Regions from separate parts of the Homo sapiens genome. Here all the other regions are linked to region 3. A link is a loop called in an ENCODE intact Hi-C map of the cell type or tissue named here. Cell type or tissue: B cell. All regions are shown on one strand.

What was found. Hi-C counts contacts between places; a loop is a spot of excess contacts. Peaks named below come from ENCODE experiments on the same cell type or tissue, not always from the same donor. Only the 100,000 strongest peaks of a DNase experiment are listed, where the experiment ranks them.
Region 1: a loop joins it to region 3, with 32 times the contacts of the local background. A loop is called at or near these places in 5 of 110 quality-filtered maps.
Region 2: it touches region 3 in a loop (12-fold over the local background); 47 of 110 quality-filtered maps call a loop at or near these places.

What each region holds. Positions count from the first base shown.
Region 1 is chr22:25,458,578-25,466,577 of GRCh38, forward strand. It overlaps the pseudogene CRYBB2P1. Among named protein-coding and RNA genes, the nearest start is that of MIR6817, 6.9 kb to the left of the region's middle. In B cell, CTCF peaks have their summits at 4,149 (motif pointing right) and 4,363; a DNase peak (open chromatin) is centred at 4,154.
Region 2 is chr22:26,456,547-26,464,546 of GRCh38, forward strand. It overlaps HPS4 (HPS4 biogenesis of lysosomal organelles complex 3 subunit 2), which reads right to left. Exons shown (of 14, transcript NM_022081.6): 11 at 7,371-8,000; 12 at 1,899-2,031; 13 at 1,313-1,421. Among named protein-coding and RNA genes, the nearest start is that of HPS4, 23 kb to the right of the region's middle. In B cell, CTCF peaks have their summits at 4,826 (motif pointing left) and 5,026; a DNase peak (open chromatin) is centred at 4,875.
Region 3 is chr22:26,355,730-26,363,729 of GRCh38, forward strand. All of the region lies in intron 12 of SEZ6L (seizure related 6 homolog like), which reads left to right. LOC124905096 (a long non-coding RNA gene) reads right to left here and starts at 5,296. Exons shown (of 3, transcript XR_007068038.1): 1 at 1-5,296. In B cell, CTCF peaks have their summits at 4,845 (motif pointing left) and 5,047; a DNase peak (open chromatin) is centred at 4,882; H3K27me3 peaks cover 1,267 bases.

The DNA of each region.
Region 1 (8,000 bases), 900 kb before region 3:
GGTGAAGGAGATTAAAGAGATCTGGCTTCTGCCCTGTGTAGCCAACAGTCTAGAAGGGGCAACTGTTAATACTTTAAGAATCCACATGAATCTAAGCTACTTCCTTGGAGAAAAGATTCTTGAGCTGAGATCTCAAGGAACAGTAGGAATTGCAGGGGTAAAGAGGCCAAGGAAGAGCATCCCAGACAACGAGAGCAGCATGTGCAAAGGCCCTGTGGTGTGTGTGTGGGGAGCCTGATAGGTCTGAGAAACTCTACAAAGGCCATGGTGGCTGGAATGCAGAGATGTGGAAGCATAAGAATGAGAAGTAGAGCTGGAGGTGTTCACAGAGACTGGCCAGGCAGATCCTTGCAGGCCAGGCCTGTGTGACATTTTCTGGAGAGAAGACCAGCACTTTCATTAAGTAGCCCCTGGAACCTCTTTGATCAGAAGGCCCCTGGAACCTCCCCCAACTCTTCTTTGACTTTGCAGCCAGGCTTGGAGGTGGGATAAGACTGGAGGGAGATGGTTCAAAGGCCTGGCTTATTCTAAGCTTCAGTGAGCTTAAGATATCACCCCCTTGCTCTGACCCCAGTACAGTATAGTACAGGCCTTCAGTCAAAATTTGCTTCAGGAGGCAGTGAGCTCCCCGTCAAGAGAAGGAAGAAAGCAGAGGCTCAATGCTGGAAGGGTGGGGTGGAAAGGGTGTCCTGCTTACCCTTGGGAAGTGGCAATGGTTGGGAGGCTTCACCCTTCCTAGTGGCTTATGGATGCTCTATCTCTCTCCCCTCACCTCTCTCTCTGTCTGCTTCTCTTCCTGTCCCCCTGGTTCACCCTCCCCTCCCCTCTGGCCCTGCAGGTGGGTTGGCTACTAGTACCCTGGCTACCGTGGGCTGCAGTACCTGCTGGAGAAGGGAGACTACAAGGACAGCAGCGACTTTGGGGCCCGTCACCCTCAGGTACAGTCCGTGCGCTGCATCCACGACATGCAGGGGCACCAATGTGGTGCCTTCCACCCCTCCAACTAGTGCCCACCCCACCATGCCTCCTTCCCAGGACCCAGGTCTGCTGCCCAGGAACCCTCCAGACCTCCCAGAGAGTGAATGAAGTGTGACTTGCAACTTGTCTGCTGTGGGTCTTTGATCTCCCCTGGCAGCTGGTGTGTGTGTGTGTGTGTGTGTGTGTGCGTGCGTGTGTGTGATAGAAATGAGAATTGGCAAGTATCTGGGCTATGAGTAGGGCAACAGAACCCTTACTGAGTCTTACGGTTCTGCAGCTTCTTAGCTCTTAACTGTGTGACCTTGGACACAGTGCCCAACCTCTCTGAGCCTTTGTTTCTTCACCTGACTTGCAATTCCCTTGCCTCTGAGTGTCTGGCTGGTCTCGAACCCCTGAACTTGTGATCTGCCTGCCTCAGCCTCCCAAAATGCTGGGATTACAGGCGTGAGCCACTGCACCTGGCCAAACTTGAAGAAATTATTTCTAATCCCCGGTCACAAAGAAATTCCCTAATAGATTTTTTTCTCTAAACTTTTTAAACATTTGCTGTTCACATTTGCGTTCTTAATCCTTCTGGAGCTGATTCTTGTATATAGTGTATGGTAGAGATTCAGTTTTTTTTTCTTTTTGGAAGTCCAGTGTCTTAAATCATTCATGAAGGAGTCCATTTCCTGCACTGTGGTGCAATGTCGCCTTGCTGATCTATCCCCTTCCCCACAGGTGGGGTGATTTTATGGGCTGTCTTTTCTGTTCCTGTAGTCTGTGTATCCCTGCACTCTTGCCAGATTATGTTAATGACTATTGCTTTGTAGTCAGTGTTGAGGTCCCTAAAACAGGGGCCCTCCACCCCTGGGCCTCCCGGGCCTCCCGTGGCCTGGAATGGGGGCTCCACAGCAGGAGGTGGGGATTACAGCCTGAGCCCCGCCTCCCGTCAGACCAGCGGCAGTATTAGATTCTCATAGGGGTGCAAACCCTATTGTGAACTGCACATGGAAAGGATCTAGGTTGCATGCTCCAATGAGAATCTAATGTCCCCTGCCCACAGCCCGTGAAAAATTGTCTTCCACAAAATCAATCCCTGGTGCCAAAACATTTGGCCCTATAACATGATTCTTCAGGAATGTTTTAGGTATTCTTGCCCTTTTAGGACTCCATTTAGAAGCATCCCCTCACATTTGGAAAAGTGGAAAACCTTGTTGAATGAGCTGAAGTGGTTAAAATGATTATCATAAAGGTAGAAACCAGTAAGTGCTCCATATACACCATGGAATACTATGCAGCCATAAAAAAATGAGTTCATGTCCTTTGCAGGGACATGGATGAAGCTGGAAACCATCATTCTCAGCAAACTAACACAGAAGCAGAAAACCAAACACCACATGTTCTCACTCATAAGTGGGAGTTGAACAGTGAGAACACATGGACACAAGGAGGGGAACATCACACACCGAGGCCTGTCAGGGAGTGGGGGACAAGAGGGAGAGAGAGCATTGGGACAAATACCAAATGCATGCACGGCTTAAAACCTAGATGACAGGTTGATGGGTGCAGCAAACCACCATGGCACATGTATACCTGTGTAACAAACCTGCACGTTCTGCACATGTATCCCAGAACTTATAATAAAAAAGAAACCAGTAAGTGCTCAATAAATGTTACTAACATCTATTTCTTCATTCATTCTTCAACCATTACCCACTGAGTGCCTATTTGGATACTTGGCTTAGTACCTGGGTGATGAAATAATCTACAGCAAACCCCCATGGCATGAGTTTATAACAAACCTGCACATGTATCCCCGAACTTAAAAGTTAAAAAAACAGAATCTGCACAAGTCTAAGCTACTTCCTTGAGGAAAAGACTCGAGCTGAGATCTCAAAGAAGAGTAGAAGTTGCAGGGGTAAAGAGGCCAAAGAAGAGTGTCTCAGATGAGAGCGGCACGTGCAAAGGCCCTGTGGTGGGAGGAGCCTGGTAGCTCTGAGAAACTCCACAAAGGCACGGTGGTGGCTGGAATGCAGAGATGTGGGGGCACATTGAAAACCTTGTTAAAGTGCTTAAAATGATTATCATAAAGGTAGAAACTAATAAGTGCTAAATAAATGTTATTCTCGTCCGTTTCTCCATTGATTCTTCAATCAATACCTATTGAGTGCCTGTTTCACTCCTGGAACTGGGCAGAGTAGGAATACAAAGTAAGACAGATTCCCTGCCCCTAGAAGCTCTCACTGTGGGGGGATTGTAATAGTTTGAGAGTAGAGCAATGGTGATTATTATGGGTTGAATGAGAACCCCCCAAATTCATATGCTGAAATCCTAATCCTCAATACCTTAGAGAATGTGACCTTATTTGGAAACTGGGTCATTGCAAGTGCAATTTTTTTTTTAAGTGATAGGGTCTCACTCTGTTGTCCACGCTGGAGTGTGGTGGCACAATCATAGCTCACTGCAGCCTCCAACTCCTGGGCTTTCAAGTGATCCTGTTGCCTCAGCCTCTGGAGAAGCTGAGACCGCAGGCGTGTGTGACCACACCTGGCTATTTTTTTTTTTTTTTTAATTTCATGTAGAGATTGGGGGGTGGGGGGTGGACTCCCTGTGTTTTCCAGGCTGGTCTCAAACTCCTGGCCTCAAGCAATCCTCCCATCTTTGCCTCCCAAAGTGCTGTGACTGCAGGTGTGAGCTACCATGCCCGGCCAAATGTAATTAGTTATTTTAAGAGTAGATCACACTGGAGTAGTGTGGGCCTAATGGAACGTGACTGGTGTCTATGAAAACGGGAAACTTGGAGACAGGCACGCACACAGGGAGAATGTCATGTGAAGATGATGCTGGGGTGATGTTTCTGCAAGGCAAAGAGTGCCGGAGACTGCGGGCCACCCACCAGAAGCTAGGAGAGAAACACGGAGCAGATTCTCTCTCGCAGCCCCCAGAGGGACCCCACCCTGCCAAAGCCTTGACCTCGGACTTCTAGCCTTCCTGGGGACTTCCTAGAGAATGCCCAGTCCTTCCTCCCTCTTCCTCCCCCTTCTGCGTGGGGAGTGCTCTGCGTGTCATCCCTACTCACCTCTCCTCGGGGCCTACAGTTACCTCCTCTCCTGTCTCCGCAGGACCCAGCCAACCCTTTCTTCCCGTCCCCAAGGCTCCACTTCCCCCTGCAGCCACCAGGTGTCAGCAAAGCATCATCCTTGGGGCTCATGGCCGGGTGGCCTGAGCTGCGCAGGCCCTGTAGGAGCCTTGGGTTTCAGGGGAACTAGTTCTTGGTGTTGGAGAGCCGGACTCAGCAGCCAGACTAGTCCCTGGGAAGTGGATTGGAGTCTGGCAGAAACAGGTAGGAAGCCACAGGGCAGCCCTAAGAGAGGCAGTGGAAACAGCCCCAAGTCAGGCAGTGGAGCCAGAGGCCCCTGGAGTCAGGCAGGACTAGAGTCAAGTCCCAGATCTCCTACTCATTGACCCTGTGACGGCAGGCAAATGACCTTACCTCTCTGAGACTCTCTTTCCTCATCTGACCAAGGGCCATACGGGGGTTTTTATTCCATTGGTAATTCTCAGACACCTGGTCACCGAGCTGACACGAAGTAGTTGCTCAATAAATGACACCCTAGTTGCCTTTTCGCTCTTCATTCATTCATTGAATAGTGATTGGGGAATCTCTCCCACGCTGCCACTGCTCCATGTACCAGAGACACAAAGCAAAGGAGCCTGCCTGTCAAGCCTACCTTGTCACCTGTTGCCAGGAAGTCCTGCTCCCTCCTAGGGCAGCCCCTGGTTAGTGGAGCTGAGAGAACCCAAGATGCTGAGCCGTGGGGTGTGCATGAGAACCGGGAGGGAGGTTTTATGAAAATCAGGTACAGGTGCAGCCCCAGGCCAGGTCAGCTCAGAGGGGGTGGCGGGGTTGCGGGGGGCGGAGCGCAGGCAGGTGAAACTGGAGGAAATTGGAGATACAGCGGGAGGGAGGGGGAAAAGGTAAAACCTCTCACCACCTCCTCAACGCTTATGAAGGTCTGAAGCTTGCTTACTAATAATTTTAAACCCAAACTCAGACATCAGCCAATACTAAATGTTTGCAAGGATTGGGGAACAAAAACTCTGAAGCGCTTCTGCAGTGATGTAAATTGGTGCCATCACTTTGCAAAAATTAGAATTTGACAGATTCTAGTAATGTTGAAGATGCAGAAATCTGGAGACCCAGCTATTTCTTCACTGGGTGTTTACCCTGGAAAATCTCTCCCACATCTGTACCAGGAGATAGGTACAGGATGCTCAGAACAGCATTGTCTGTGCTAGCAAAAAACTGGAAATAACCTACATGTCCATGAGAAGGGGAATGAGTAAATAATCAGCATGCAATAATATCATCATGCCACAGACAAAAGGGATACACAACACCTTACATATTCAACATGGGCATATCTCAGAAACATTCCCGGAGGTAAAACAAAACAAACAAAAAAAACAGGCAAGTTACAGAACAATGTTTGATATTTATAAGAATTTTTTAAAACATCTGTAGTGAGGGATCAGTTTTTGTATTTTACCTTTTTTGATACCTTATGGACTGAAAAGTTAGTAGAATATATAAAAATGAATTACCAGAAATGAAAATGAAAAATACAACAATCATCCCCAATTTAAAATTTTTATATTAACAGTTAAAACAGACTGTCAAATTATTAAAAGTCTTTTTTTTTTTTAAGAGACGGGGCGGGAGCGGGGGGGGGTCTCACTGTGTTGCCCAGGCTGGTCTTGAACCCCTGGCCTCAAGAGATCTTCCTGCCTCAGCCTCCCAAAGTGCTGGGATTACAGGGGTGAGTCCACCATGCCCAGCCAAAAGTTTCTAAAGTCTTAGTCTCTCTTTAGTCTCTCTCTCATTTTTTTTGAGACAGAGTTTTGCTCTTGTTGCCCAGGCTGGAGTGCAATGGCACGATCTCGGCTCACCACAACCTCCGCCTTCCAGGTTCAAGCGATTTTCCTGACTCAGCATGTAATCCCAGCTAATTTTGTATTTTCAGTGGAGATGGGGTTTCTTCATATTGGTCAGGCTGGTCTTGAACTCCCGACCTCAGGTGATCCACCCACCTCGGCCTCCCAAAGTGCAGGGATTACAGGCGTGAGCCACCGTGCCTGGCCTCTAAAGTCTTACTCTCAATTTCTGTGTTTATCTCATCGCAGATTGGTAACAAACAATTACCACCGACCAGACTTTGAGTAGGTGTTGGCGAACTTTTTCTGTAAAGAACTGGGTAGTAAATATTTCACATTTTGGGGGGCAGTATGGTCTCTGGCAACTACTCAACCCTGCTGGCATCACGTAGAAGCAGCAGTAGGTAAATGAATGGGTGTGGCTGTACCTCTGTAAAACTTTATGAACGCTGAAATTTGAATTTCATTGTCATGTATTACACAGATTTTTTATTACTTTTTACATTTTAAAATATATTGATATTTTGGGGTAGATGTGATATTTTGATACACGTATACAATATATAATGATCAAGTCAGGGTAATCAGGATACCCATCCCCTCAAACATTTATCTTTTATCTTTTCTTTGTGTTGGGGACATTGCCCAACACAATTTTCCTCTTCTGGATATTTTGAAATCTGTAAGACGTTATTGTTAACTATAATTTCCCTGCTGTACTATTGAATACAAGAACTTTTTTTTTTTAGGCAGGGTCTCACTCTGTCACCCAGGCTGGAGTGCAGTAGCGTAATCTTGGCTCACTGCAACCTCCGCCTCCTGGGCCCAAGCAATCCTCCCACCTCAGCCTCCTGAGTAGCTGGGATTACAGGCACGTGCCACCATGCCTGGCTAATTTTTGTATTTTTTGTAGAGACAGCATCTTGCCATATTGCCCAGGCTGGTCTCAAACTCCTGAGCTCAAGCGATCCACCTGCCCCTGCCTCCCAAAGTGCTGAGATTACAGGCATCAGCCACAGTGCCCGGCCTGAATACAAGAACTTATTTCTTCTATCTAAGTGTATTTCTGTACCATTATCCAACTTCTCTTTCATCCTTCCCTCCCCACCTTCCCTTCCCAGCCTCTGGTAATCACCAATCTACTCTCTACCTCCATGAGATCCACTTTTTAAACTCCCACATATGAGTGAGAACACATGAGTTTCTTCCTTTGATTTTTCCCCAACCATTTAAAAATGTAAAAACTATTTGTATTTTATGGGTTGTATAAAATGAAGTATCGGCCAGGTTTGTCCTACAAGCCATGGCTTGCTGACCTTTCCTTCAGCTTATCCAGCAATAGACATAAATCAACGTAATGTTTGTTTTTTCAGAAAGATTTAACATAGCTGCTATCCAATTTTCTTTTTTAAACGAAATGCTAATGATTTTGATACATGAGTTACATAACTTTTTTGAAGTATGCACATAGAAAAGACTGGAAAACATGCCAGATTATTAAAAAATGTTGAGTTTGTGGTATGGGCCATTTAGGCAATTGTTGCCATTTGCTTTGTGCTTTTCTGTATTTTTTTTTTAATTTCCAGGAAGTTTCTCTTTTCATCATCATGAGTCCTCGAAGGGTGCTGTGTTCTGTCCCTCTCACTCCTGACTGGCAGTGACTCTAAAAAATGCCCCACCCGTGGGGAGGCCTTGGAAAGTAGAAGTGGAGATGCAGTCACTGATCTCGGGAGAAGCTGAAAACACAGTCATCAGCCCTAGGAGAGGGGTTTTCTGCACTTCCTTGGCCATCGCTGGCCTCTGGGGTGTTTCAAGTTTTTCTGGAAAACAGGATCATTCTGTGGAGTGAGTCTCAGGACCTTGACATGGGAGGAACAAAACTTTTCTTGCTTTTTTGGTGCACCCTGGGCTGAAATAAGAAAACCACTAGGGGTGAGTCTTCAAAGCAAAGACAACCCAGGTGAGCGGAGTGGTGGGGTTTTAAAAAAACACAGGTGGAGAGGAGCACGTTCTCTCTCTCAGATAAGATCTCAACCAGTGGGGAGAACCATGCGTGCTCAGGATGGGATGCCTGCCTCAGAATCCCCTGGAATATGGATTTCCAC
Region 2 (8,000 bases), 100 kb after region 3:
TACTCAGGAGGCTGAGGCAGAAGAATTGCTTGAAACCAGGAGACAGAGGTTGCAATGAGCCGAGACTGAGCCCCTGCACTCCAGCCTGGCGAGAGTGAGACTCCATCTCAAAATAAATAAATAAAAAATAATGCCCTTGACCAGATGGTTCCAAGGACTACGTGGACTAATATACACATTGCCAGCACTGCCCTTGACCTGCTAACTTGCTTTATTTTCTGTTACCAGTTGTCAACCAAATTCTCAGGTCCCAGTCTCCTCGGGCTTTTATAAAGTGATCTTTAAAGCCCAAACTCCCTTTCTGGTTTCATAAGAGAAGCATATAGAAAGAAAAAAACAAATTCGGTTGGTTAAATACTGTAAATTACAATAATCATAATATTTCTTCTGGCATGGAGGTGTTCAAGCTATGACATAATGTGAAAAAAGACAACTGTAAAATTGTACATTAGTAGAATCCTATTTTCTAGAAGACTTAAAATAATTAAAAATACAATTTATATGTGCAAAAAATAAAAACCAAAAACCAATAAAACCTGGAGCAATATATACCAAACTGTAAAATGTGGTTATTTCCTGGTGTGTGATGGAGATGAGAGAGGAAAATGTTTTACTTGATACATTTCCAAGCATTCTGCATGACTGTATGATCAGCACGTATTACTTTTTTTTTTTTTTTTTTTTTTCTGAGACGCAGTCTCACTCTGTTGCCCAGGCTGGAGTGCAATGGTGTGATCTCAGCTCACTATAACCTCTGCCACCCGGGTTCAAGTGATTCTCCTGCCTCAGCCTCCTGAGTAGCTGGGACTACAGGCACCCACCACCCTGCCCAGCTAATTTTTTGTATTTTTAGTAGAGACAGGGTTTCACCAGGTTGGCCAGGCTGGTCTTGAACCCTGACCTCAAGTGATCCCCCTGCCTCGCAAAGTGCTGAGATTACAGGTGTGAGCCACTGTGCCCAGCCATATTACTTTGTAATTAGAAAGACAACAATATTTCAACACTGTTTCTAGCAAGGAGACGGAGCCACCGTCCCTAGTAATGGATGTAGCTCCATGATGGTGAGGACCTCAGGTTCCTTCACTGCTGGACCCCAAGCGTCTAAAGTAGGAAGGGAACCAGAAAGTCCATGGCACGTGACTGCACAACAGTGGATGATGGCGGCAATAGGAACCGACAAAGGAAGGCCTTAAGGAGAGTAACTAGAATGTTTTTCATCTACTTAGGAATAAGGCGCTGCCTGGGCCCCACAGGTGGTTCCCATGAGCAGGACCGTGGAGAGTAGGTTGGGGAGCGACTCAGGGAGGCTCACCTGACAGTCATTTCATAAAGCGCGGGCAGCTGGGCAAATTCGCTATGCATCAGGCTGACGGCCTGGAGGAAGCGGCGATCCTGCGGGGTGGCCACCTGCGGCAGGTTTGCTTCCAGAAGAGGACACAGAGTTGTGAAGAGCAGACAGTTACCTTCTGCCCTCCCACCCCATGAAGCCCAGTACTGAACACGGGGACTGAGCACGGCTCAAGGCCATGAGTTGGCTGCCCGGGGCAGAGACAAAGGCCCGGGGCATTGGGCTTCGGCTGCCGCCGCTGTGCGATGCAGCACCCGGTTTCTGCGTGTGGATCTCAACATTCTGAGACAAACCCTATCACAGATATGTGAACATGAACTTCTCTCAAAACACTGGGAAACGCCAAAAACAGACACATGAGCAGAGAAGCGTCTGCCCAGTGAACGCCACACTCAGTGGGACTGGGCTCCCGGTGAGAAGAGAGCCCTGAACGCAGGTCAGACAACTCTGTGCACAGCCGTGTCATCATGATGCTGGGGCTCAAGTTCTCATCTCCACCCATCTAGAATCTGGCATCCCCGTCGCCCCAGGCCCCTTGGCTGGTTCTTACCCATCAGCAAGCTCTGAATGCGGTCGTAATGTGTGAAGTTGTAGGTGCTGCTCGTGGAGGCTGCCTCATCCCTGGGCAGCGTCTCTTTCAGGTGGACTTCCAGCCCATTCAGTGAAGCCAGGCTGCTGTGGTACTGCAAAGGGGGAGAGGGTCATGGGCTTGTAGGGCTGACCTCAGCAAGCCTTCTGAGGGCTAGTTAACCACAGACTTAGTTAAAAAAAAAATCCTCCAGCCAGGCACGGTGGCTCACACCTGTAATCCCAGTGCTTTGTGAGACCGAGGCAGGAGGATCACTTAAGCCAGGAGTTTAAGGCTGCAGTGAGCCGAGACCGCACCACCACACTCCAGCCTGGGTGATAGAGTGAGACTCTGTCTCGAAAAAAAAAAAAAAAAATCATTCATGGAGTATCTTACTGCCTACTTGATCCAGCAAAATGGACTCTCACCAACATTTTTCTTTCACCCTTATGTTCTAATGTTTTTAAAAATAATGATTATATTGTAGGAGATTTAGAAAAGAGATGAGCAAAAAAATAACAAGAAAACAACCCATCATTTCACCATCCAGTAATAGCCACTGTCACCACTGTGGTGTATCTTATTTTAACCATGGCTTTCCTACCCAGGCTGCATGATTTCACAATACAAACAGCCTGGGACCATCCCGCATTGTTTCTCACTGGCCCTGGGTACAGAAGTCCCTCACTGGATGTAACACGGTAACTTCTCTCTGCTACACCTAGCACGGTCCTGGCTTTCTTGGAAGGACTGAGTGTCAGTCAAACAGCTTTCTGCACTTGATGGTTCAGAAGAGGAATACAGTTGAGGACGACTGTCAAGGAGATGGGTTCAAGTACCTGTATTTTTACAAACCTCCAAGGAGATAAAGTTTAAGTACAATTGAAAAGACTGGACTAAACTGTTTTGTGTAACTCTTTTTCTGTAAAATAAAAATGAGATCAAATCATAAATAATGACTGATAGTTTTTTAACCTAACAACACAGCATGAACTGCTTTTCTCGTCTTTAAATATTCTATCATATAATTCTTTAATGGCTGTGCAGTGTTCCTCAAGCTCCACTGAGGGCTTGACTCAGTAGGCCAGGCCTGTCATAATAGGCTTGGTCTGAAATGGGGTTTCCTGGGCCTGCTTCAGCCACAAGAAAGAAGGTCACTGTCCCCAAACATTTGCAGTTCCCAGGTAAAAAACATCCCAAGTTCAGCCTCTTTTTAGTCAAATGACCAGGAGCAAGTTACCAAGTTTTCTGTGCCTCATTTTTCTAGTCAACTGCAAAATGGGAACAGTACGGGACTATTGAGTGACTTAAATGAAATGACACATCCAAAAGTCCTTTGTAAACTCTAAAGTGCTATCCTGAGGCAGAGTCTTTTTATAAAGTCAAGGAAATGAAAATAATCATATAAAAGAAATGGTGTCTCTTTAGAGATCACAGATAATTTGTGGACTATTTTTCAACAGCTATGTAAGAAAAATAAGTGCATATAAAAAGTACAGAGATGCAAACAGAATGCTTCTGAAGTAAATGTCATGAAGCTTACATGTTATTTTGGGAGTATATTGGTGTTAAATCAGTTTTCCTGTATGAAAGTCTCAGAAATGATATTTCAAGTCAATAGGTGTGACATACAAAGTTATTTTCTATGCGCTCAGTTTTGTATCCTCAATGCTTAGTAGAGTGTCTGACTCCTAGTAGGTGCTCAATAAATGAATCCACTAAATGAATGAATAAATGAACACATCCAATGCCAAGCACTGCCAATTTATGAGCTATTTGGTTTAAACCAAGGTTGCAGAGCTATGTAAAAAGATATGTGCTCAGGAAAGACAATCATAATATCTCATGTTCAGATCACTGAGAGAGCCTGACCAACACTGCGTTTAACACTGAGCCTCTTATTTGAACAGATGTGTGTGTGTGCATGTGCCGACACGCACACGGGCACACATAAGCATTCACCTGATGAAGTCAAACCACAGCCTCACTGAAAGTTTTTGGACCTCAAGAACGTGCTAACAGTCATCCCTTCCATGCTGAGCTGGTGTCCAGAGGAAGAAACAATAAGAACAGAGAGTGAGCCATGCCAAAAACTGTTTCCCCACAGGCACGGAGCTTTGCTTCCAAAATCTTCTGCCTAACTTGCACTCAAGATAGGATCACTTAACCATAAAAACACAGTTAATCACAAGATGCTATGTCAGATGACATGTGGATAATTTTTACTGATAACCAAGTGCTTTCATACATACCAGGGGTCAGCAAACTCTAGCCTATAAACTAAATCCAGCCTGTTGCCTATCTTTGTACAGTCTGAGACCTAAGAATGGTTTTTATATTTTTTTACTTGGTTGGGGAAAAAAGTCAAAAGAATAATATTGTAACATGTGCAAATTATATGAAGTTCCAATTCCATGTCCATAAATAATTACTGGAATACAGTCATACCATTTATATACTGTCTATGGCTGTTTTTGTACTGCAACAGCAGAGCTGAAAAGCTGTGCAAAGCTGAAAATATTTGCTTTCTGGTCCTTTACATAAAATGTTTGCCAGCCACCGATATATACTGCTACATAATGTGATCCTCACAACAGCCCTAGGCAACACAGAGCTGAGGCTAATTCCCGGGTCCTCTGACTTCTAGTGCACACGAAAGCAAGTGGCACAAATGTCAGTGTGTGACACAGCGTGCAGCAGGAGCAATGCATGGAACACACATTCACTTAGAGATACCGGTTTCCCAGTTGGGGGAAGGTGTTTTTTCATAAAATGTTTTATGGCAACACTCTCACACTAACTTCAAGCCTCATGTACTGTACACAGAAGCTCCATGTCCTATTGTAGTGATAAATAATTAATCTGATCACTGTGTTTGAAGGTCAAGGAGATTATCTTGGGGTCTGAGTAATGGACTATCAGCGGCTCTATGCTGCCCCCTGGTGTGAGCCTATTCCACTCCCTCTGAGGGAATTCCAGCCCCAATCCCAACCCTCCTGGCTGCTCCACCCAGGGCTCCTTTCACCAATCCCAACCCCTGCTGCCCCTCACCCTACCCCTACTCCCTGTGGAAGCTGATCCACCCAAAGACAAGACAGCCAAATGACACAAGGGCAGCTTGGCAGTATGTAACATCATTAAGGAGCCCTTGCAAAAGGGGTGTGCTCACCGTAACTGGGGGTATTTGGTTTTTCTAGACAGTAGCAGAGGGGCTGCAGGGAAATCAGATAAAGTATTTTCAAGGCTAGTCTGGGACAAAAAGGCAATCAAACACCTCTTCCTGATTATAAAACAGAAATCCTTTGGGTCTGATTAACAAACCCACTCTCAAACCAGTGGGCTGATCAAAGTTAGTCACTCCATACTAGAAAAGATTAGCTTTTCAGGGATGGGTGCAATCATGCCTGTAATCCCAGCACTTTGGGAGGCCGAGGCGGGCAGATTACCTGAGGTCAGGAGTTCGAGACCAGCCTGACCAACATGGAGAAACCCCGTCTCTACTAAAAATACAAAATTAGCCGGGCCTGGTGGCACATGCCTGTAATCCCAGCTACTCAGGAGGTTGAGGTAGGAGAACCGCTTGAACCGGGGAGGCGGAGGTTGCAGTGAGCTCAGATCACACCATTGTACTCCAGCCTGGGCAACAAGAGCGGAACTCCATCTCAAAAAAAAAAAAAAAAAAGAAGAAAAGATTAGCTTTTTCTCTTCCATAAAACTGCAGTCTATTTCCCGGGGCCTAGCCAGCATCAAACCCTGCTTTCCACAGAAGCCCATGGAGGCTGATGTCGTAACAGCATGGATAGACCTTGACAAACCAGGGGATATGGCCATAGAGCACGAGCCACAGAAGGCAGGACACTGACCCCCTTTCTTCAGCTTCCCAGCTATCACTGCAAGGGCAGGGCAGTGGGGGGACAGAGAGGCTGGGGTGGGGAACCAGAAACAAGCAAGAATTCTGGACCTGCCACTTGCAGGAAGTCTTTTCATCTCAATGAGGCTGTTTTCTTACTGGTAAAATGGGAGTTACAATGCCTCCTTCCCAGAACTGTTCTAAGGCTTGGCTAAAACGAGAGATGCGAAGTATTTCACATATAGTTGGTGCAGAATACATCTCAAAGAGCAGCCTGGGCTATTTTTTCCTTTTTGTGGGGGAAGGTAAAAAGAGAGGTATTATATCCACTTTATTGCATTCAAACACTGGGCCCTTCAAAATGACACTTCCAAGGCTCGACACTGTGCAGAACAGACCATGAAAACCAAGGCATTGGCAGGGAGATGAGGCATTTAACACTGCAGCCACAACTCCCCGCACTGCTATAAGAAGGAGATGGATAGTCACTCCTAGCTATGGTGAATGGGGATACAGGAAGCAAATGAGCCATAACTCAGTGATCCAGCGTCTGTGGAAAGGGCACAGAGAAGCCTGACAGCTCCAGAGAGCATTCTCTTGCTAGGAGCTCTGTGCAAGGAAGCTGCTGTGCAGTCTTATCTCTTCTTCTGTATTTCAAGGTGACTAGCTCATTTATGGAGGGTCACAAGCCCTGCATGATAGTAAGATCAGCTTAGAATAATACACATTTAAGAATAAAAACAAGGAAAGCCCCAAGACACCATTTGCCCTGCAGCAATTTCAACCTGCTGTTCTTACTGCTACCACTTTCCCTGCCTACTAAAGCAAGGCTGTTACTATAGCAACGAATCTCCAGCGTGGGCCCCAGGGAAGGTCAGTTTACCACTCTAAGCCTCTAAGCGGGGAAGGGGCTGCAATAGTTTAAGAGCCCTCCAGAGCCAGGCAGGATTTCAGACATCCCAGCCTTCTAGGAAGGAGCTTCAGATCAGGTACGATGCTGGGGCTATGGAGGGAAACACTGGGTTTCTAGGGAACTCCCAACCCAGGCTGTGACACACTGCGGAGGAGTTTCCAGCTGACACAGAACCTAGAGCTGTCCAGGCTAGGAAATGAGGCCATGAGCAGGGGCGGCACAACACATGCACGTACGTGTGCAGTCTCTGCCTGCATTATCTCACTGCATCTGGAACAGGAAGGTCTACCACCATCCCTACGTGACTGAGGAGTTAGCCAAGGCTCAAGGGGACAAAGGTCTGTGGGCAAGTTCACACAGCTAGAGGACAAGGGCCAGGATTCCATCTCAGGCCTTCCCTTTCTCCAAGGCCTGCGCTCTGCAAAACTAGAAACAGCGGAAGAAGAGAACCAACACTTGTTGGATGCCAATGCACCACCAGTGCTATGCGCTTGACTCACTCTTACCCCCCACAAAAACCCACAGAGGCAGGTAATACCTCCATCGTCTAAACAAGAACGTCTTGCCCAGGGTCACACAACTGAGGGCTGAGCCTTTATCTCTTCCCTGGGTGTTGGCACAGTGCTGTGAGGGAAGCACAGGAGATCGGCAGAGGCCGCAGAGGGGCAGGAGAAGGTCTGAGGACACTCACCACTTCCTCTATGGCTGCGCTGTCTCCCAGCAGCGGCTCCTCAGCCAGCAGGGACAGCACCAGCCCTTTGACGCAGTGAGTGTAGAGATTCATCCTCACGAGCCCCATGCAGGACTCTGCTGGTGTCAGCCTGGAGCTGATTCCATCTGCAGAGGGGCCAGCACCCTGACAGTTTGCTGAGCCTGAACTGCATTCCAGACCAGGGGCTGCGTGGCTTTCACAGACCCCATCAACATCCTCATCCAGGCCTTGTTCCCCCGTGGGAAGCTTGTTTCCTCTCTGTCCTGGATCTAAGCGAGGCAATAACAAGGGCCTGCGGGTCCTTCTGGGGAGAGGGTCTGCTCTGGGAATGGGGGCTTGGCTGCTATGGCCAGGATGGTCTTCGAGCTGCTCTTGGGCTCCATGCTGGGTCAGCATCTCAGGAGCAGAGGGAGGGCGCAAGCTGCTGATGGCTGTGTCCTCAGGAGGCGTGGGTTCCAGGCTGCTGGAGGCGCTGAGAGATGCCTTGCAGTAAGGAGCCCTGCCATCTGGAACAGGCACATGTAGGAAGGCAAAATGACCTGAGGCCATTTCCACTTCCTGAGCCTCTGGAATGTGGATTTCAGACAAGTCGAGTTCTTCTTGGAGAAA
Region 3 (8,000 bases):
AACAACATAGAAACAGAAAAGAAAAGAAAAGAAAACTGTATAAGCTCTGGTTGTCTACAGCCTCTTGCCCAGTCACTTGCCCAAAGCCATAGTTTGGTCCCCTGGGACTGAAAGCCATATCTTTTTAATCCTAGTCCATTTACCCCAGGGCACTTTAAGAACAGACAGGTCAGGCAGAGATAAAGGGAAGAGTCTGGGTGTCAAAGTCAGACACACCCTCCAGCTCTGCTGAGTGACCTTGGGCAAGTAACTTGCCCTCTCTGGGCCTCAGAGCCCCCATCTGTGAAAGAAAATAATACCCTTTACCAAGAAGGATTGTTGGGAGCAACTCACTCAGTCATTCAGCTTACTCAGTTGTTCAGGCCTCCTATATGCAGGCACACGCTAGGACAGAGGTTCCCAAACTTTCTCAACTCATGACACCCTTGGTGTCTCAGGAATTTTTTCACAGATTTCCTAGGCCAAAATACCATTTCCATTTATTAAATACCAGTTCCATTTATTAAACAGTTAGGTACAAACAACTGAATGAGTAGTTATCTCTTCACAGCATAGTAGCCATTTGAAAAAGTAATGCACATACATTAAAAGAAAAACGGTTTTTTTTATTATTAAATAATGACAATTGCTGGCTGGGCGTGATGGCTTACACCTGTAATCCTAGCACTTTGGGAGGCTGAGGCGGGCAGATTACCTGAGGTCAGGGGTTCGAGACCAGCCTGGCCAACATAGTGAAACCCCGTCTCTACTAAAAATACAAAAATTAGCTGGGTGTGGTGGCACGTGCCTGTAATCCCAGCTACCTGGGAGGCTGAGGCGGGAGAATCGCTGGAACCCGGGAGGCGGAGGTTGCAGTGAGCTGAGATCATGCCACTGCACTCCAGGCTGGGAGACAGAGCAAGATTCTGTCTCAAATAATAATAATAATAATAATAATAATAATAATAATAATAATAATAATAATGACAATTGCTGCTACGAGGATGTGTATACCCGTTGGGCTGTGCAAATCTTCTTAAACGTTAGGATCAGATGGGACTTCGCCACCCTAATTTCCTGTTCCACATTGATTTTGTCACAGTTAGCACGAGCACCACAAAAAAATCCAGCTTTGCAATGATGAGTCATCACCAAAACAAAGGTGACGTGATCTAATGTTGAAACGGTGAACTATCTTGAGCTGGTAGTTCACAAGGGTCCAACACATCATTGTGTTTCCTCAGAACTTTTTTTTTTTTTTGAGACGGAGTCTGGCTCTGTTGCCCAGGCCGATGTGCAGTGGCGCAATCTTAGCCCACTGCAAGCTCCACCTCCCGGGTTCACGCCATTCTCCTGCCTCAGGCTCCAGAGTAGCTGGGACTACAGGTGCCCGCCACCACGCCTGGCTAATTTTTTGTATTTTTAGTAGAGATGGGGTTTCACCGTGTTAGCCAGGATGGTCTCCTGACCTTGTGATCCACCCGCCTTGACCTCTCAAAGTGCTGGGATTACAGCCATGCGCCACTGTGCCCGGCCCTCAGAACTTTTTTTAAAAATCCCACAGCACCCCCTGTGAGTTCCTGGTGGCATCCTGGGTCACCTTGGTGAAAGTTTGGGAACCCTGGCACTAGCCCCTGGAAAAACAGTAAGGTATAAACAGATATGACCCACATTCTCATGGAGCCTGGGGCCTATTTGGAAAGGAGGGTGGAGAGACAGGTCTATGAAGGAAATCACAATGAATCGTCAGCACCACCTCCTCCAGGAAGTCCTCCCTGATTTCCTAGGCCGGGTTGTGTTTCTGTCCTCAGAATTCCCATGGAACCTACAGTGACATCTGTCACCACAGCTGCTGCAGTTTATTGAAATGATCTGTTTATATGTTTGTAGAATCACATTCCCTAGAGTAAGAAAGAGAAAGAATTTTAAAATATATATATAGAATAAACACATAACTCACCTGCTAGGATTGTCTCCAGTTGATCCTTGAATCCCCCAAGCCCAGGAGGCTCGACAAATGATGTTACTATTACTGTCGTTGATATTGTTAGCAAAATGAATGTGGTCTTTATCACACCTCTGCTTTGTTGCAACTTCCCCTCTTTGATAAGGACGTGGTGGATGACTCCTGAGGTAACCATCCCAAAGACATAAACCACACCACCAAAACTAAAAAGAATCTGACAAATCCGGCAAGGGTTTTATGAGTGGCTCTCCAGGAGCCACTTAGCTTGCTTAAGAGACAGCGATTCCCCGGGAGGCCCTGGTTCTCACAGCCCTGAGCCCAGAACACCTGGGATACGAGACACAGGGATTTCCCAGCCTGGACAGAGCCCACAGGTGCTGTGGCCAGACTGTGGCCACCGTAGGAGCTTCCACTGTTGAGCCGTCTCCTGTGGCCACATCTTGGCCAGCATGTCCAGTGTTAGCTGAGTTCCCGTCCTCATTTAGAAATCTCTGTCTCTGGGAAAGCGGTCTCTCACAGAAATCCATGATAACCCTAGGGGATTTGGGTAAAAGAAGGGCCTTTGTTATAGCAGAACCATTAAATGGACAGCACTAAAAACCAGCACGTCCAGGTTTGTACCCCAGCCCTGCCTCTTACAAGCACCATGACTTTATACAAGCCAGCTTTCTCACCAAAAAGATTGAAAAACGAACATGCCAATCATAAATATAAAGGCTTTTAATGAATGGTGTGCTTGGCACATAGCAAGTCGTCAGTTAACATTGGCTGCTAATCACCACTCTGTTTCAAAGCTCCACTGCTTGTAGGGCATATTGCAAACCATTTGTAACTATTACTAGGGGACTTGATTTCGAGCTTTTTGTTCAAATGTGCTCCAGAAATGTACATTTTCTTCTATTGTTAAAGAGAGGGGAAAATAGAAAAAGAAAACAGAAACGAGAGTGGGTTCGTGAGTAGATCTATAAGGCCATCGGTCCAATTCATTTGCATTCCTGGGAGAGAACGGCTGGAGTTACACCAGTTGCAACCCGAATTGTTTAAAACATTCGACCAGTGGTTTTCAACCAGAGGCGATTTTGCTTTCCAGGGGACATGTGTAAATACAATTTCTAGAGAAATTATGAGTTGTCACAACTTGTCAGGGAAGAGGGGTGCTACCGGCTTCTAGCAGGTCAGGGCCCAGGATGCTGCTCAATATCCTCCAGTGCCCAGGACAGCCCCCACCACAAAGAATTATCCATTCCAAATGTAAAACCTGTCTAAGTTGAGAAAACCTGCCTTAGATGATCTTATTTCAAAGTGTGACTACATGTCACTGCCTAGCCATGTCTCGGCTAAGGTCCAGACTGTTTATGGGCAGAAAAAAATGGAGTATGGAGACATAAGCAACTCACTCAAGGTGGTGCAGCAGACACAGGCCTCCAGTTTCAAATTCAAGTTCCTATTCCTTTGACTCTTCTGCCATCTTCTAGGTGCTGAAGATACACACAAATGCCTTCCAAGAGCTGGTTCCTGCTGGGGAAAAATTCCATATGACATTGTTTTCAAACTCTTACTGAGGACTGGGTCAAAATTGAATCAGGCTGACTTGAAAGCTAGAGAATCCTCAGCTCAAATTGCAGCTCAGCCACTTCCTGCTTGAGGGGACTTTTCACCAGTGAGTTCCACCTGAGCCTCAGTTTTCTCATCTGTAAAATGGCTGCATGGTGCAGTGGTTAAGACCGGACTTGGACCACCTGGATTTGAATCTTATTTATACCACTAACTAGCTTGTGACCTTTAACACGTTACCCAACCGTTCTGCGCTGCATTCTCCTTGGATACAAAATGGAGATGATGACCAGGCATGATGGCTCATGCCTGTAATCTCAACACTTTGAAAGAACGAGACAGGAGGATCACTTGAGGTCAGGAGTTCAGGACCAGCCTGGGTAACCTCAGGGTCCTCAGGACCCTGTCTTCATAAAAAATTTTTAAATTAGCCAGGCATGATGGTGCACGCCAGTGGTCCCAGCGACTCGGGAGGCTAAGGTGGGAGGATCTCTTGAAAGGGAGGTCAAGGCTGAAGTGAGCTGTGTTCACGCCACTGCACTCCAGCCTGGGTGACAGAATGAGACCCTGTCTCAAAAATAAAAATAAAATAAAGTAGGAATAAAGATATAATATCTGTGTCTTAGGGTTGTTGTGATAACTAAATGAGTTCATAGATATAAAACACTCAGAATGGAATCTGGCTCAGAGAATGCCCTCAGTAAATATTGTAAATGTTGGCTGTTTTGGTCATGATTGTTATTACCTTCAAGGACTTTGCAGAAGGATTAGAAATAATATATGCAAATCATCTAATACAGAATGGTTGTGCAAATACTTTGGAAATTAATTAAATGATGAGTTAATATGTTAACCATGCCAGGACACCAAACCAGTGGTTCTGAGCCCTTGCCAAACTTTAAAATCTCCTGGAGAGTTTTAAAAAGAATACTCTGGGTGACTAATTAAATTAAAATACCATAGGGGCGGAGCCAGGGCACAGGATAACCCAAGGCCATTCTAGCACTTAGCCTGGGGGTCCTGCTCCTAGGTCGGCTGTCAATATCCTCCTTTACACCCAGGTCTAACGATTTATCCTTTATGCACCTTCCATCTCCCCAGGGCGAGGACAGTGTTTAGCACAGGTTTGGTATCAGGAAATACTTCTGGAATACATACAGGACTGAATTAGTGTTCAGTTACATGAAGGCAGGGACCATGTTCGCCTTGCTCATCATTGTATGCCCGGCGCATACAATGCCTGGCACACAGAAGGTGTCCAGTGAATATTTGTTGTATTAATTCATCTGTTAATTTATGAAAGAAAATTTCCGAGGAAAGGTTCATGGGGGAATTCTTTTGTGTCGCCACTGCCACCTGCTGGTCATTTTTCTGCACTGCAGGTAATACAGTAGGGATTTGTGTTCTCTGAAGGGAGCCACCAACGTCATCAAGAAAAAGCCTCCCCGACCAGGGGGCGGGAAAGTGAGGCTTCTCCTGTGCGCTTTCCCCAGCACAGCTGAGACCACACTGGGCTGTAATGACCCGGTAACTGTTCTCTGTTCCCCATTCGACTGAGTTTTGGGAGAACAGAAAACGTGATTCTCTAATTCACTGCTTCATACCCAGCTCCTAGCACAGGGATGGAACATTGGAGGAACAGAGTCTACGGGCTGAAAAAAAAACAAAAAACAAAAACAAAAACAAAAAAAACACGGAGAGTGTATTCTGGACTCTGGGAGTTCAAAAGCTATAAAGTGTTGTGCACCGGGCTGCACTTCCCGAGGAGTAGGAGTATTAGATACACTACGGGGATACCCACGCGGCTTTAAACAGTGTCCAGATGAACTTTTTGTGAGTCGTTTGGCTTAAGAAAATTAGAAAAATTAAAACTGACATGTGAAACCTCTGATTATAAGACTATTATTATTTAGAGTGAGGCTAAATTATACTGTGCAATCTAAATAGAAAAACAAGTCAATAGAAATTTTTAAAAATATATTACATAGGCCAGGTGTGGTGGCTCATGCCTGTAATCCCAGCACTTTGGGAGGCTGAGGCGGATGGATCACTTGAGGTCAGGAGTTCGAGACCAGCCTGGCCAAAATGGTGGAACCCCGTCTCTACTAAAAATACAAAAACAAAAAAAATCAGCTAGGCTTGGTGGCGCATGCCTGTGGTCCCAGCTACTCGGGAGGCTGAGGCAGGAAAATCGCTTGAACCCAGGAGGCTGAGGTTGCAGTGAGCTGAGATCACACCACTGCACTCCATCTTGAGTGACAGAGTGAGACTCTGTCTCAAAAAAAAAAAAAAATATATATATATATATATGTATTAAGTGAACAACAGTACAATTGGTATGAAAATATGACAAGAGTTTTAAAAGCCATAAAAATAATCAGTGTATATTGGGTGCTCACTATATGCTGCCCATCTCATGTGCGTGAGCTTGTTTTATTCTCATAACAACACCTTGAGACAGCCCATTTTAAAGATGAGGAAACTGAGGCTCAGAGAGGTCAGTTGTGCTCACAGACATACAACTAGGATGTGCATCCTGAGCCCTTGGACACTTGAACCCAAGCGCTCCTGCTCTGCAATTTGCCTTTAAATGAAATGATGTGAGGTCTTTCAAGAAATATTTACTGGGCACCTACCCTGTACCAGGTTGCCAAGGATGCAGCAGTGAGCTCAGCTGGGTTGAGGACCAAAGACTTCCTCAGGATATTTTCAGAGGAATCATTAGAATATGATTGGCACTGGGTTCTGTTCATTATACCATCTATGCTTATTGTAAAGTAATGCAGACCCACCCTGCATTAAAAAAAAATACATCAAAGCACAGGCTTTAAAAATAAAAATAAAATTCTCCCTTCCTACAGTCCATCCCCAAGGCACGCTCTGCAGGGTGAATGATTCCTTGCCAGCCCTCTTAGGTCTCATCCATAAACACATAATAGAGTGCTGCCTTGGAGGGAGCCCCATGATTGACTTAAGCAAGGCTTTGTGATTTGATTCTGGGCTCAAACACAGAAGCGTTGGCTGCATATCCATCCTGCTCTGGAATGCCAGGGGGCAAACTTCAAGTATACAGATGACCTTCAATTAGTGGAAGGATTAGCCTTGGCCAAGTGTCAGCTGAACCACTTACTGCCTCATCTCTGGGAGTCTTGTGGAAAGGGAGCTACATTCAAAATCTCTGCCTCTCTCGCTCAACTATTCCAACAGCCCCTTCCCTTGGCTACTTTAGGGGTCTTCTGCAGCCACCCAGGGTCTTCTGAGTTTCTCTCTTCTATGGCACCTGCCATTTTTAATTAAATTGTCCATTTACACATTTGCTTGGCCCCTTAGAGCATGCAGACCATGAGCTCTAGAGGACAGGAATGATGTCTGATTCACCTCCTCACCGCATTGCTGGACGCATTGCTGGGCATGAAGTAAGCACTCAAGATATATTTTCTGAATAAATGCATGGGTGCCCGCCAGAGCTATCTATGGTGTCATCCAAGATGCAACTCCAGCTGCACAGTGACCTGGGAAGTCTCTTCCCACAGGCTGACTTCTGGGCTAGATTTCAAGGGTGGGAAGGAAACAGTTCATAACTCCCAGGGAAGACTGCTATTGAAGTATAAAGGAAAACCCTTCAACCTCAAGAGTGAAGCCAGATTCCTACCCGTCCACCCACTGGAGGAGATCAAAGTCCCGATTCTTCATGTATGGTGATTACTGTGACTAAAACATACTCATCAATTGATTCATTCATCTTTTCATTGGAAAAGTGATACATTTAAATGCCTACAAGGCCAGGCAAGTACCACGTGAAAGACAATAGGGAGTGGCAGAGACTGGGGCTAAAGTAAAGAATATTCCTGGTCTAACAGGGAAAGCCATTACTCAACTCCAGCCAGTCATTGCCATGTAACAATGTGAACCCAGTATTGCCCAATCTTCTAATGTTTCAGAAGAATCCAGAAATCTAAATTATTATTTGAAATCTCCTAATCTGTGAAAGCTTGGTAACTATTGTTTCAGTTGACATTACTCAAGCTGAGTAGAGCCCAAATGTAAGTCATGTTCACAGAGAAAAGGGTTCTAGCTGGGACCTATACTGTACTGTGTGCCTTGAACCACAAGTGCCGTAGGACCAGGGATTATATCTGTTTTATTCACCTCTGTGTCCTCAGTACTATTTATGTTGTTGGCACATAATAATTGCTCAATAAACATTATCTGAGTAAATAAAGGAATGCTTCCTGTGAACCAGGCATTGTACTGGGTATGAGCATATATGAGTTTAAAGCCTGGGAAAGAAGTGCCAGAAAAGATTCTGAAGTTATGATGATGATAAGACAGAGTTCCAAGGACAGAATTCATGCCTTTGGGGAGCAATCTGGGTCTTGAAGGCATGCTTGAGATTCATCGTGCAAAATGAGACGCTTCAAACAACACGTTTATTATCTGACAGTTTCTGTGGGTCAGAAATCTGGGCATAGCTTAACATGTACACCCATGTTCATAGCAG